2 separate regions of the Mus musculus genome follow, and region 1 is linked to region 2. The links are chromatin loops, found by intact Hi-C in ENCODE. Cell type or tissue: gastrocnemius. All regions are shown on one strand. Each heading gives the region's core, and the rest is flanking DNA. Links, peaks and the distances in the headings are about the cores only.

Region 1 (5,376 bases), core at 253-5,252, 890 kb after region 2:
AAAGATGCTCCTAACAGGGAACTCCCGGCAGGAAGGCAAAAGGCCTTGTCAGCGGCTGGCGAGAAGCCAGCAGTGGCTAGTCCTTAAGACAATCTAGGAGGCTCTGCAAGATGTGAGGCTGAAGGGAAACTGGCTTCTAGATTACGGGAGAGCTTTGAAGATCCAGGAAAGACTTTGAACTTTATCCTGGACACTGGGGAAGCCCTCCCCAGCAAGAAAGACCCCATCTGTCTGAGACAGCTGTGAGGTGACAGTTTGGTCCCCGATAGATGGGCATAAAGAACCCATCATGGCCTCTCCCATGCTCCACAAACCAGTCTTATTTTAAAAGAAAAAAAAATCTGGAAATTCTGCCAGCGTAAAAATAGCTAAGGGCGGGGCTTCACCTGCAGGACAGGTAGGCAAAGTAGGTCATGGCTACGGGACACCTGGAAGGTGAGTGAGGGAGATAGGGTTCAAACCACAGCCTATCACTAACTCTCTTCCCCATGCAGACCAGGCCTCCAGCGACCCTGCTGCAGACCCTGCTCGCTGGAGGCCTGGTCTGCAGCCAGCCTTCCAGGCCTGCGGGCCTCCCTCTCCTGCTGGGGCATCCCCTCTCCCAGCTGGTGTCCAGCACCTCCTGGCAGCTTTCCCAGAAGTCAGCAGTGCGCTTCCCAGAAGAACCTGGTGCCTACTTTCTTGGAGACATTGCTTCCAAGACTCATAACTCATTTATGAGTACACAATCCTTTATCTCTTTATTGCTACTGTTCCCTTACTGAGCATTTATGAAGCTCTACGCCCGCCCTGTGTAGGCTCCTCCATGATATAAGAGAAGCCCTTTCCAGACTGGACAGGGGGCTCAGTTGGTGAAAATGCTCACTGTGCAAGCATGAGGACCTGAGTTCAGATCCCCAGCACCCACCAAGCATGATGCTGTGTGCCTGTAGTCTTAGTATGTAGAGGTGGAGACGGGTGGATTCCTGCAGCTCACCACCCAGCTACTCTAACTGCTCTTAAATTGGAAGCTGGTCCAGGTTTGGGGAGAGATTCTGTCCTAATCAAAACAAGATGGAGGCTTATAGAGAAAGACACCCACCTGGCCTCCATATGCTCGTACATGCAAACCTTCACATGCACACGTGCACACGCATACACACACACACACACATGCACACACAAGACTATCCTTTCTGGAATACAAATCTATTCCCCAAGATGCAAACGTCTTCACTTAGAGTCCATGTCTATCTCTGTTAAACTCTCGTACAGCGGGGCTGAGGATACAGCTGAGGTGGGAGAGTGCTTGCCTCCAGCCCAGCACTTGCGGAACAGAGGCAGGAGGATTCGGAGTTCAACTACATACCAGCCTGACCTACGTAAGACTCTGTCTCATAAGGAAGAGAGAGAGAGACAGAGAGAAAGAGAGACAGAGACAGACAGATAGACAGACAAATTAATTCTTGTTGCTGGAGAGAAGACTCAGTTGTTAAGAACATCATTGGCTGCAGGCTGGAGAGATGGCTCGGAGGTTAAGAGCGCTGACTGTTCTTCCAGAGGTCCTGAGTTCAAATCCCAGCAACCACATGGCGGCTCACAGCCATCTGTAATGAGATCTGTAATTTGCCTTCTTGTTGGTGTGTCTGGAGACAGCTATAGTGTACTCATAAATAAAAATTAATAAAAAAATTTTTTAAGTACATTAAAAAAAAAAAAAAGAACACTGGCTGCTCTTCCAGAGGATCAAGGTTTGGGTCCCAGCAGCCACATGTCACTCACCACAGGCTGTAACTCCAGCTCCAGAGGACACAGCATCCTCTTTTGACCTCTGAGGGCACCAGGCATACATGTGGTACATATACATATAATATGCATACATTCAGGCAGAATGTTCAAGCACATAAAATAAAAATAAATAAATCTTTAAAAATATAATGTAAAATAAATAGAATTCTCCTACAGTAAAACCCACCCTTTTCATCTTCTGCTTTGCAGTTCTACAGATCCAAACACATGTGTAGAATTGTGTAAGCCCCATCAAAACAATGCCATCACCCTCAAGCGCTCCCTCGTGCTACCCCTCTGTAGACACACCCTCACCCCGCCAGTAACCCTGGCAACCACTGATACATTTTCCACCACTGCAGTTTTGTCTTTTCCAGACCGTCAGATAAATGAAATTATCCAGTGTGTAACCTTTTGGCAGCCTTCTCTCATTTAATAGAAATGTCTTTGAGTGCCATCCAAGTTGTCGCATGTGACAGTCGCAACCCTTTCGCTGAGGAATAGTAGTCTGTTGTTGCATGTTGCTTACTCTGTAAGCCATTCATCCGTTGAAAGATGTCTGGGTTGTTTGTGGCTGTGCGCTACTATAAGCAGAGCTGCTATGAACATTTGAGGGCAAGGTTTCGTGGGAAGAAAAGTTTTCATTTCTTCTCTAGGGTAAATACAATGGCATGTTGCTTAACAACACAGAGATGTTCTGAGAAATGCACTGGTAAGTGGTTTTGTCCTTGTGAGACCATCTAGGGCATACTGACACAAACCTCAATGGTATAGCCCCCCTGCATGCCTGGGTTTGTGGTCTAGCCTGGTTCTCGGAGGCCACAAACTGAAATAACACATCACTGAGTGGATTCCTTGGGCCACGGTGATATGGTGACATTTGTACATCTAAACACATGTAACCGTAGAAAAGACACAGCAAATGTGCAGTCCAAAGGGGTGGGGTGGGACGCTGGGAATGGGGACCTCTAGAGTGCTTGCCTAGCGTGCATGACGCCTTGGGTTCAATCCTGAACACAGTATAAACCAGATGTGGTGGCGCACATTTATAATCTCAGTGAGCTGGAGGTAAAGGTGAGAGGATCAGAAGTCAATATCATCCCGGGTGATCGAGTTCAAGGCCAATCAGGCTTACGTGAAACCTGGCTCAATGTTTGTGTAAAGTGTGCCAGGCCTGATGGCACAGGCCTATAATCCCTGCTACTCAGGAGGCTGAGTCAGAGGGATCAGAAATACAAGGCCTGCCGGGACAGCAGAGTGAGTTCGAGACCAACCTGAATCATTTAGTGAGACTGTGTCAAAATAAGAAGTGGAAACGGGGGCTGATGAGATAGCTCAGCGGGTAAGAGCACGGACTGCTCTTCCGAAGGTCCTGAGTTCAAATCCCAGCAACCACATGGTGACTCACAACCACCCATAATAAATAAGATCGGACGCCCTCTTCTGGTGTGTCAGAAGACAGCTACGGTGTACTTATATATAATAAGTAAATCTTTGGCTTGGAGCAAGTGGAGTTGACCCAAGTGAGCGGGGTTGACTGAAGCGAGCAGTGGTCCTAAAATTCAATTCCAACCACATGAAGGCTCACAACCATCTGTACAGCTACAGTGTATTCACATACATAAAAATAAATAGATAAATCTTTTTAAAAAAACTTTTGAAAAATTAATTTTAAAGAAGTGAAGACAGAGCTGAGTAGAGCGCTAACTTAGCATGCACAAGGCTCTAGGTTCAATTCCCAGGACCACAAAAAGAAAACCATGCCAAAAAGCATCCCCCCCTCCCCCCGCCATGCAGGGCACATGTACAGAGGCGTGCAGGGTGGGCTGCACTGGTGGGCTGAGATGGAGATGAACCTGAAAGTCTCGGTCACTATCCACACTGCTGCAGACTCCAGATGCCATACACTTGGGAAACTTATATTTCAAAACTGTCTTCCTATACCCAAGGTTCAGGATTTAATCCCAAATCCTGCCATTAAGCTGCATTTTGCCTGTTTTTGTAATGATGTCCAACTTAAAGAAAACATTGTTAAGGCTCACAAAATATTTTCTTTAGATCCTCATTCTATGAGCTGGCTTCTGCTTGTTGGTTTTATTTTTAAAGCATTTTTTATTCGTGTCACATGGACTTCTACCCGCCCCCCCAACCCCCACACTATCCTATTGGCAGGTCTTTGGGGACACAGTTGCATGCATGGAGCTGTCACCTCCTAAGATAATAAGACCTTGGGGGGGGGTCACTGTAGGGGGCCCAACTGCTGCTGTTTTACAGTCTCTTTTTCTTAGGAGGTAGAAGAAATGTGTGCCCACCTATGAAAGCCTGAATCAACCTTACATATTGTTCCTTCAGGAGCCAGCACTTTGTCTTCTGAGACAGAGTCTCTCACCGAGACCAGAACTCACCATTGAGGACTGCACTGAGTGGCCAGCAAGCCCTAGGAATCCTCCTGTCTCCCCATTTCTGGCTCTAGGAATATAAATGTGCACCAGCACGCCCAGTTTTTTATGTGGGTGCCAGAGGTCACCCTGAGGTCCTCATGCCCGCTCAGCAAGCACTGAGCCCACTAAACCATCGCTCCGGCCCCGAAATATAACCTTCCATAACCATAAACGGGTTGAGGAGATGGTGAGATGGAGCTGACTCAGTGTATAAGAGCTCCTGTTGCAGACCCTGAAAACCTGAGTTCCATACCTGGAACACACACGGTGGAAGGGGCAAGCTGTCTGGTGTCTCCCCACATGCGCCCCGGTGCATGTATCAGCACACACATGATAAATAAATATTAAAAACAACTCTTAGGAAAGGGAGGCTGGGCTCAGCTCCATAGGCAGAGTGCTGTCTAGCCTGTGGGAAACTAAGTTCCATAACTAGCACATGTCTGTGATCTCTGCACTTGGGACATCGAGGCCAGAGGATTACAAGTTCAAGGTCATCCTCAGCTACATAGTGAATCCGAGGTCAGCTTGGGTTACATGAGATTTTTATCTCAAATAATAAATAAATAAATAAATAAATAAATAAAATAAAGTTAGGGGCTAGCAAGATGGCTCAGTGGTCAAGAGGACTTGCTACTCTTACAAAGGAACCAGCTTTGGTTCCCAGCAACCACACAACAGCTCACTACTATCATTCATATATATATCCAAACACTGCCACTAACTGGGAACCGAGCATTCAAATACCCAAGACTACCGAGTCATCTCATTCAAACCACCACATTGTGGGTGCACCACGGTGTAGGTATTGCAGCATACATGTGAAGGTCAAAGGATAGTCTGTAAGAATCACATACACACACACACACACACACACACACACACACACACATATCATGTAGGTTCTGGGAATTGAAACCAGACCTGTTGAGGGTTCATGGCAAGCATCTTCACATGCTGAGCCATTCCAACCGTTCTAATCCATCCCTTGAAAATTCTCTGTTGACCTGCCTGTGTATCTTCATACATATTAATCATATCTGCATGGATTACACTTCTGTTTTATTGCTCTCTGCGTCCATCTCATCAACAATGTCCCTCTGTCCTGGTGACAATTGCGGTTTTTATATTGAGCATTAAATCTGGGAAGCATGATAACCCCTGACTTACT
Region 2 (5,376 bases), core at 244-5,243:
TGCGCAGAGAAGGATTCATGGGACAGAGCAAAATCCGAGCTTTGGGTCAAGGTGGATCCTTGGCTCCGGCGCTGTTCCTCCTGCGATTGGCCTCTGGCAGTGTGAACAGAACATTTGTAGCACGTTTGCACAGCCAAGTGCTGTGCCAGGAGTTTGGGTACGTGTGTTGCAAGCTGTAACAAAACCCCACGAGGTGAGCAGCGCTTTTCTCCAACCAGTAGTACTAAAGAAAAAGTCATTTCCAAGAGGTAAAAGGCCCCCATTTGGTGGAGAGGATACAGACCAGGATAGTGTCTGGCCCACACTCCCGACTCAGCCCAGAACTCACGGACACCTCTGACTGAGATATTTCCAGGAGCACCAGTATGCCAGGTTCTCAAGTGCACTTTTGTAGAATGCCTGACTATGATTTAAAAACAAAAACAACAACAAAAAGCCATTGAGCCGGTGAGATGGTCCGACTACTAAGAGCCCCTTAGGCTCTGGCAGAAGACAGGCTCTCAGTGCCTAGCATCTGCATCAGGTGGCTCATAATCGCCTGGAATTCCGTTCCAGGGGGAGGTTAGCGCTCCCTTCTGGCCGTGGAGGGCACTGTACTCACATGTACTACACATACAGACATAATTAAAAATAAAAAAAAATGTGTTGATGTCAGGAGTAGTGGCACATATATTTAATCCCAGCACTCAGGGAGTCCTAAATAGGTGGCTCTCTGTGAGTTCCAGGCCCTGCAGGGCTACATTAGGAGACCCTGTTTCTAATAAGAGGCAGCTGGGGAGATGGCACATGTTCTTACAGAGGACCCAAATTTGGTGCCCAGCACCCTCTCTGGGGTCTGCAGACACAAGGTATGCACATGATGCACATATTCAGGCACGACACATGAAATTAAATTTTGAAAAAAAATTTTTTTGAAACAGAGTCTCTCTTTGTAGCCCCAGCTGTCTTGGAACTCACTGTTTAAACCAGGCTAAAAAAAAAACAAAAAACAAAAAAAAAAAAACTCTCAAAAAATTTTTTTGCTACTTGATAAGGAAAATTCTTTTTTTTTTTTTTTTAAGATTTATTTATTATTATATGTAAGTACACTGTAGCTGTCTTCAGACACCAGAAGAGGGAGTCAGATCTTGTTACGGATGGTTGTGAGCCACCATGTGGTTGCTGGGATTTGAACTCTGGACCTTCAGAAGAGCAGTCGGGTGCTCTTACCCACTGAGCCATCTCACCAGCCCCCAGGAAAATTCTTAATGGGTCACTTGAGACCAGTAGAGATGGCCTGGGACAGGAAGCAGAGGAACGGACTCTGGAATGTTATGTCTGGGGAAATGTCACACACATTTGGCCTCCCAGGCTCCTCTGACTGGTCCTCTAGTCCCCCGTTTCTGACCTCATCCAGAGTGGACTCCATCATGCTGGTGGAAGAGGGCTTCAGCGTGATGAGCGTGGACGCCAGCGACAAGATGCTGAAATATGCGCTTAAGGAGCGCTGGAACCGGAGGAAAGAGCCATCCTTTGACAATTGGGGTAAGTCTGTCTGTCCAGGCCCCCCCAGACATGCACCTCCAGGGTCACTCTCTGCCCTGGCTCTCTCTTGCTGTGGAGCTGAATGGTTTTTCCTCAGGGCACGGTACAGTCCCTGTCAACTTCCTAAAAAGGAAGGCTTTGGCATCAGAGTAGGATTCCGGCTGGTAAGAGCAAGTTTGTTGTATTTATGGTGCTAGGCATTGAACTTGGGCATGCCAAGTAGACCCTTGATCACTGGGCTGCATTACCAGCGGTTTTTATGCTTTTCCCGTGTTGCCTGGCTTGGCTAAGCTAGATTTAAGTGATGCTCCTGTCTAACAGAGTCTAGAGGTGTACGTCAAGTCACTGGGCCCTACAGAGCTACTTTTAACTGTCTTATCACATCCTGTCTCTCCTCCCTACAAAAGCCCCTAAGTGGAGGGCTGGCTTTGCCAACTGTGGCTCTCTCCATCCCTAATGAGTCCCCATGTGTCTCTGGGAGGAGGTGGTTGCTTCTGTGCTGTGCTATAATTCTCGACTCCCCCCCCAACCCCTGCCCTGGCCTCCAGTCATTGAAGAAGCCAACTGGTTGACGCTGGACAAAGATGTGCTTTCAGGAGATGGCTTTGATGCTGTCATCTGCCTTGGGAACAGTTTTGCTCACTTGCCAGACTGCAAAGGTAAGCTGGTGGCCTTGGCTGTGGCTCTTGCCTTGAGCTCCCCCACGTCCGAAGATGGCTGGCCTGCTGCCCTGATAAGGCAGACCTGCATTTTGCCTGTCTTCTTTAGTGCTGGCACTTGGGAGGGAGACAGGGGCGGGAGGTGGTGCTGGAGGCCTAAGCAGATGGTGTCTGTGGCCCTGCCGGGAACCCAGGTGACCAGAGCGAGCACCGGCTGGCACTAAAGAACATTGCAAGCATGGTGCGGCCCGGGGGCCTGCTGGTGATCGACCACCGCAACTACGACTATATCCTCAGCACAGGCTGTGCGCCCCCGGGGAAGAACATCTACTATAAGGTTGGGCTGCCCCCCAATGGGAAGCGGGAGCTGGAGGGCCAGAAGCCCCGTGGTGGCTCAGGGAATGACGCAACCCATGCCCTCAGAGTGACCTGACCAAGGACATTACGACGTCAGTACTGACAGTCAACAACAAAGCCCACATGGTAACCCTGGACTACACAGTGCAGGTGCCAGGCACTGGCAGAGATGGCTCTCCTGGCTTCAGGTATGACGTGGTTTGGCAGGAGAGAGGTGGTGGTGGTGGGGAGACCTGAGGCCAGCAGCCCTCATATCTGGCTGGGGGCCCTGTTGCAGTAAGTTCCGGCTCTCTTACTACCCACACTGTTTGGCGTCTTTCACGGAGTTGGTGCGAGCAGCCTTTGGGGGCAGGTGCCAGCACAGCGTCCTGGGTGACTTCAAGCCCTACAAGCCTGGCCAGGCCTACGTTCCCTGCTACTTCATCCATGTGCTCAAGAAGACAGACTGAGTTTCTCCGGCTCCCAGAAGCCCATGCTCAGGCAATGGCCCCTACCCTAAGACCATCCCCTAATGCAGATATTGCATTTGGGTGCAGATGTGGGGGTCGGGCAAACGGAGTAAACAATACAGTCTGCATTCTCCAAGCCTGTGCCTGGTGTTTCTTCAGAAGTAACGTGTTTTTATGGTGTTCCCCCCCCCAATCCCCCCTCAAGACCTCAGCCTCCCATAACCTTGCCTTTTGCACCGCAACCTCTCACAAGACCAGTAGGAGGCAGTATACACTTTATTTTCTACTCCAGAACTAGTGTCTCCGCACAGGTCACAGGCTGCCAAGCCCCTAGCTGCCAGCCCTGCCTCTCCTCCTGAGCACTAGGGGCCCCCACTAGGGCTCACAAGGGATCTCTGGGAGGAGGCAGCCTTCAGGCGACAGGCGGGAGGTACCTTCAGTCAGGGGGCATAGGCAGAGGGCAGGCAGGCAGCTCCTAGCAGGCGGCAAACTTGCGTTGGATGCGCTTGTATCGCAACAGCTCCTGCTCACTGACTGAGGGCTGCAGCCGGGCTGCAGCCTGCAACAGGTCCTCCATGGTGAGCAGCAGTGCTGAGCTCCGCAGCTCTAGCCCTAAGGGGTGGAAAGGAAGACTAAGGCCAGAGCCCCAGCCCTAGCTGAAGTACAGAGGCTGCAGTCTATGCCTAGGTAGGAGAGCCACTCCCGGGGGGGGGGGGGGGGGACGGGACGGGACGACGACGACGACACCCCCTGCTCAGCCATTCCTCTGGAATTCAGGGCCAGGACTGTCTCCCTAGCTTTATGGTTCCCATCCAGGGCTGGCAGGTGGGCTCACCTTCCTCTAGGTCTCGAACCCTGCGTTTGAGGGCAGTCATCATGGCGTCAGAGCAGAGAGAATAGAGATCTGCACCAGTCAGCTGGGGTGGGCAGCAATCCAGCACGTTTGCCAGGCTCACAGAGGCCTCCAGCTTGAACCTATCACACCCACACCAGGGATGTTAAAGCTGGCCTCACCTCCTCCCTCAGAAGTCATGCTGACTCGCACACATCCCCTAACTGTCTAAGCCCCCACCCCAGCTCTCCGACTACGCATACTTCCGTGTGATGGCGCTCAGCACACGCAGCTGGGAGGCCCGGTCCTCACTCGCCCCTACAAACACCAGCTTGTCAAATCTTCAGAGAGACAGAGACAGGAAGTGTTAGGGCTGCCAACCATGAGAGGTGAAGGATGCCCAGGATAGAGGTTAAGGCGCAAAGGAGCCTTGTGGAGGGGAGAGGTCCAGGGTCCCCACCTGCCAGGCCGCAGAAGGGCAGGGTCCAGGAGGTCTGGTCTGTTGGTGGCTCCGATCACAAACACATCCTGGGTGCTGTGGAGCCCATCCAGCTCGGCTAGGAGCTGAGACACAACTCTGTACGGGAGGAAGGCGGCAAAGGTTGCAGAGTCCTTGCTGTGCCCTCAGGCCAGCTGCGCTTCTCTTGAAGACTGCTTCAGCAAGGTCCCTTGCTAAGCTCTGCCCCATGTCCCTGCCACACTGGTGAGCCTCCTCAAAGTTCCCCACTCCTTTTTAGCTTCCCTTCTAGCTCTGAACTAGAAGGGCAGGAACCTCTGTCTTAGAGGCCTGGGCTGGAGACTGATGTGACTCAAGATATATACACAGACATATATACATATACGCATATATACATATGTATATGTGTGTGCATATACACACACACACACATACACACACACACATATCTCACATCCCTCCCCAGACTCCAGAACCCCTGACCTGTCCATCACCCCTCCAGAATCTCCACTCCGTCCGCGGCTTGGAGCTAAGGAATCCAGTTCATCAAAGAAGATGATACAGGGAGCAGCAGCCCTGGCCCTGGCAAACACTGAGAAAGAGGCTCGCAGGAGAGTGGTGTCAAGGAGCTTCAAGTCAGGGGAGAAGGATGGCACATGTGCCCGACAGTTCCTCCCCGGCCATTGCCCACTGAGCTGACCAGGAGCAGCCACTGGGGAAGATGGTGTTGGGGAAGGGCCCGAGACTCGCTCGCTCTCCCCGCTCACTCACTCACCTTCCCGGACATTCTCCTCGCTTTGGCCCACATACATGTTGATGAGCTCCGGTCCCTTTACACTGAGCAGTGGGATGGACAGACAAATGAGACCCATCAGACGTGCTGTCCTCCCCTCCCCTCCCACCACCTGCGACAACTCCCCTCCCCCTTTCTGCACCGGCTACAGCTCCCAGCCTCCCACATTTCTCCCCAGCCCTGCCAACCTGAGGAAGGTGAGGCTGCACTCAGTGGCTACGGCCTTGGCCAGCAGGGTCTTGCCAGTGCCTGGGGGCCCATGGAGCAGAAGGCCTGATCGTCTTAGGCCCAGGCTGAGCAGCTCA

What was found. Hi-C counts contacts between places; a loop is a spot of excess contacts. Peaks named below come from ENCODE experiments on the same cell type or tissue, not always from the same donor. Only the 100,000 strongest peaks of a DNase experiment are listed, where the experiment ranks them.
Region 1: a loop joins it to region 2, with 9 times the contacts of the local background. A loop is called at or near these places in 1 of 42 quality-filtered maps.

Annotation. Positions count from the first base shown.
Region 1 is chr17:45,831,630-45,837,005 of GRCm38, reverse strand. No RefSeq gene overlaps it. Among named protein-coding and RNA genes, the nearest start is that of Gm35692, 5.4 kb to the right of the region's middle. In gastrocnemius, for the core only: no CTCF peak of the experiment used is centred there; DNase peaks (open chromatin) are centred at 593 and 2,142.
Region 2 is chr17:46,723,413-46,728,788 of GRCm38, reverse strand. Pex6 (peroxisomal biogenesis factor 6) reads right to left here. Exons shown (of 17, transcript NM_145488.2): 11 at 5,260-5,376; 12 at 5,054-5,115; 13 at 4,762-4,870; 14 at 4,282-4,398; 15 at 4,085-4,162; 16 at 3,825-3,964; 17 at 3,246-3,601. The coding sequence ends at 3,465. It overlaps Gnmt (glycine N-methyltransferase), which reads left to right. Exons shown (of 6, transcript NM_010321.1): 2 at 1,397-1,524; 3 at 2,073-2,183; 4 at 2,378-2,520; 5 at 2,607-2,728; 6 at 2,818-3,125. The coding sequence ends at 2,989. Among named protein-coding and RNA genes, the nearest start is that of Gnmt, 3.1 kb to the left of the region's middle. In gastrocnemius, for the core only: CTCF peaks have their summits at 575 (motif pointing left) and 3,253 (motif pointing right); DNase peaks (open chromatin) are centred at 2,318, 2,703, 3,299, 3,906 and 1 more place.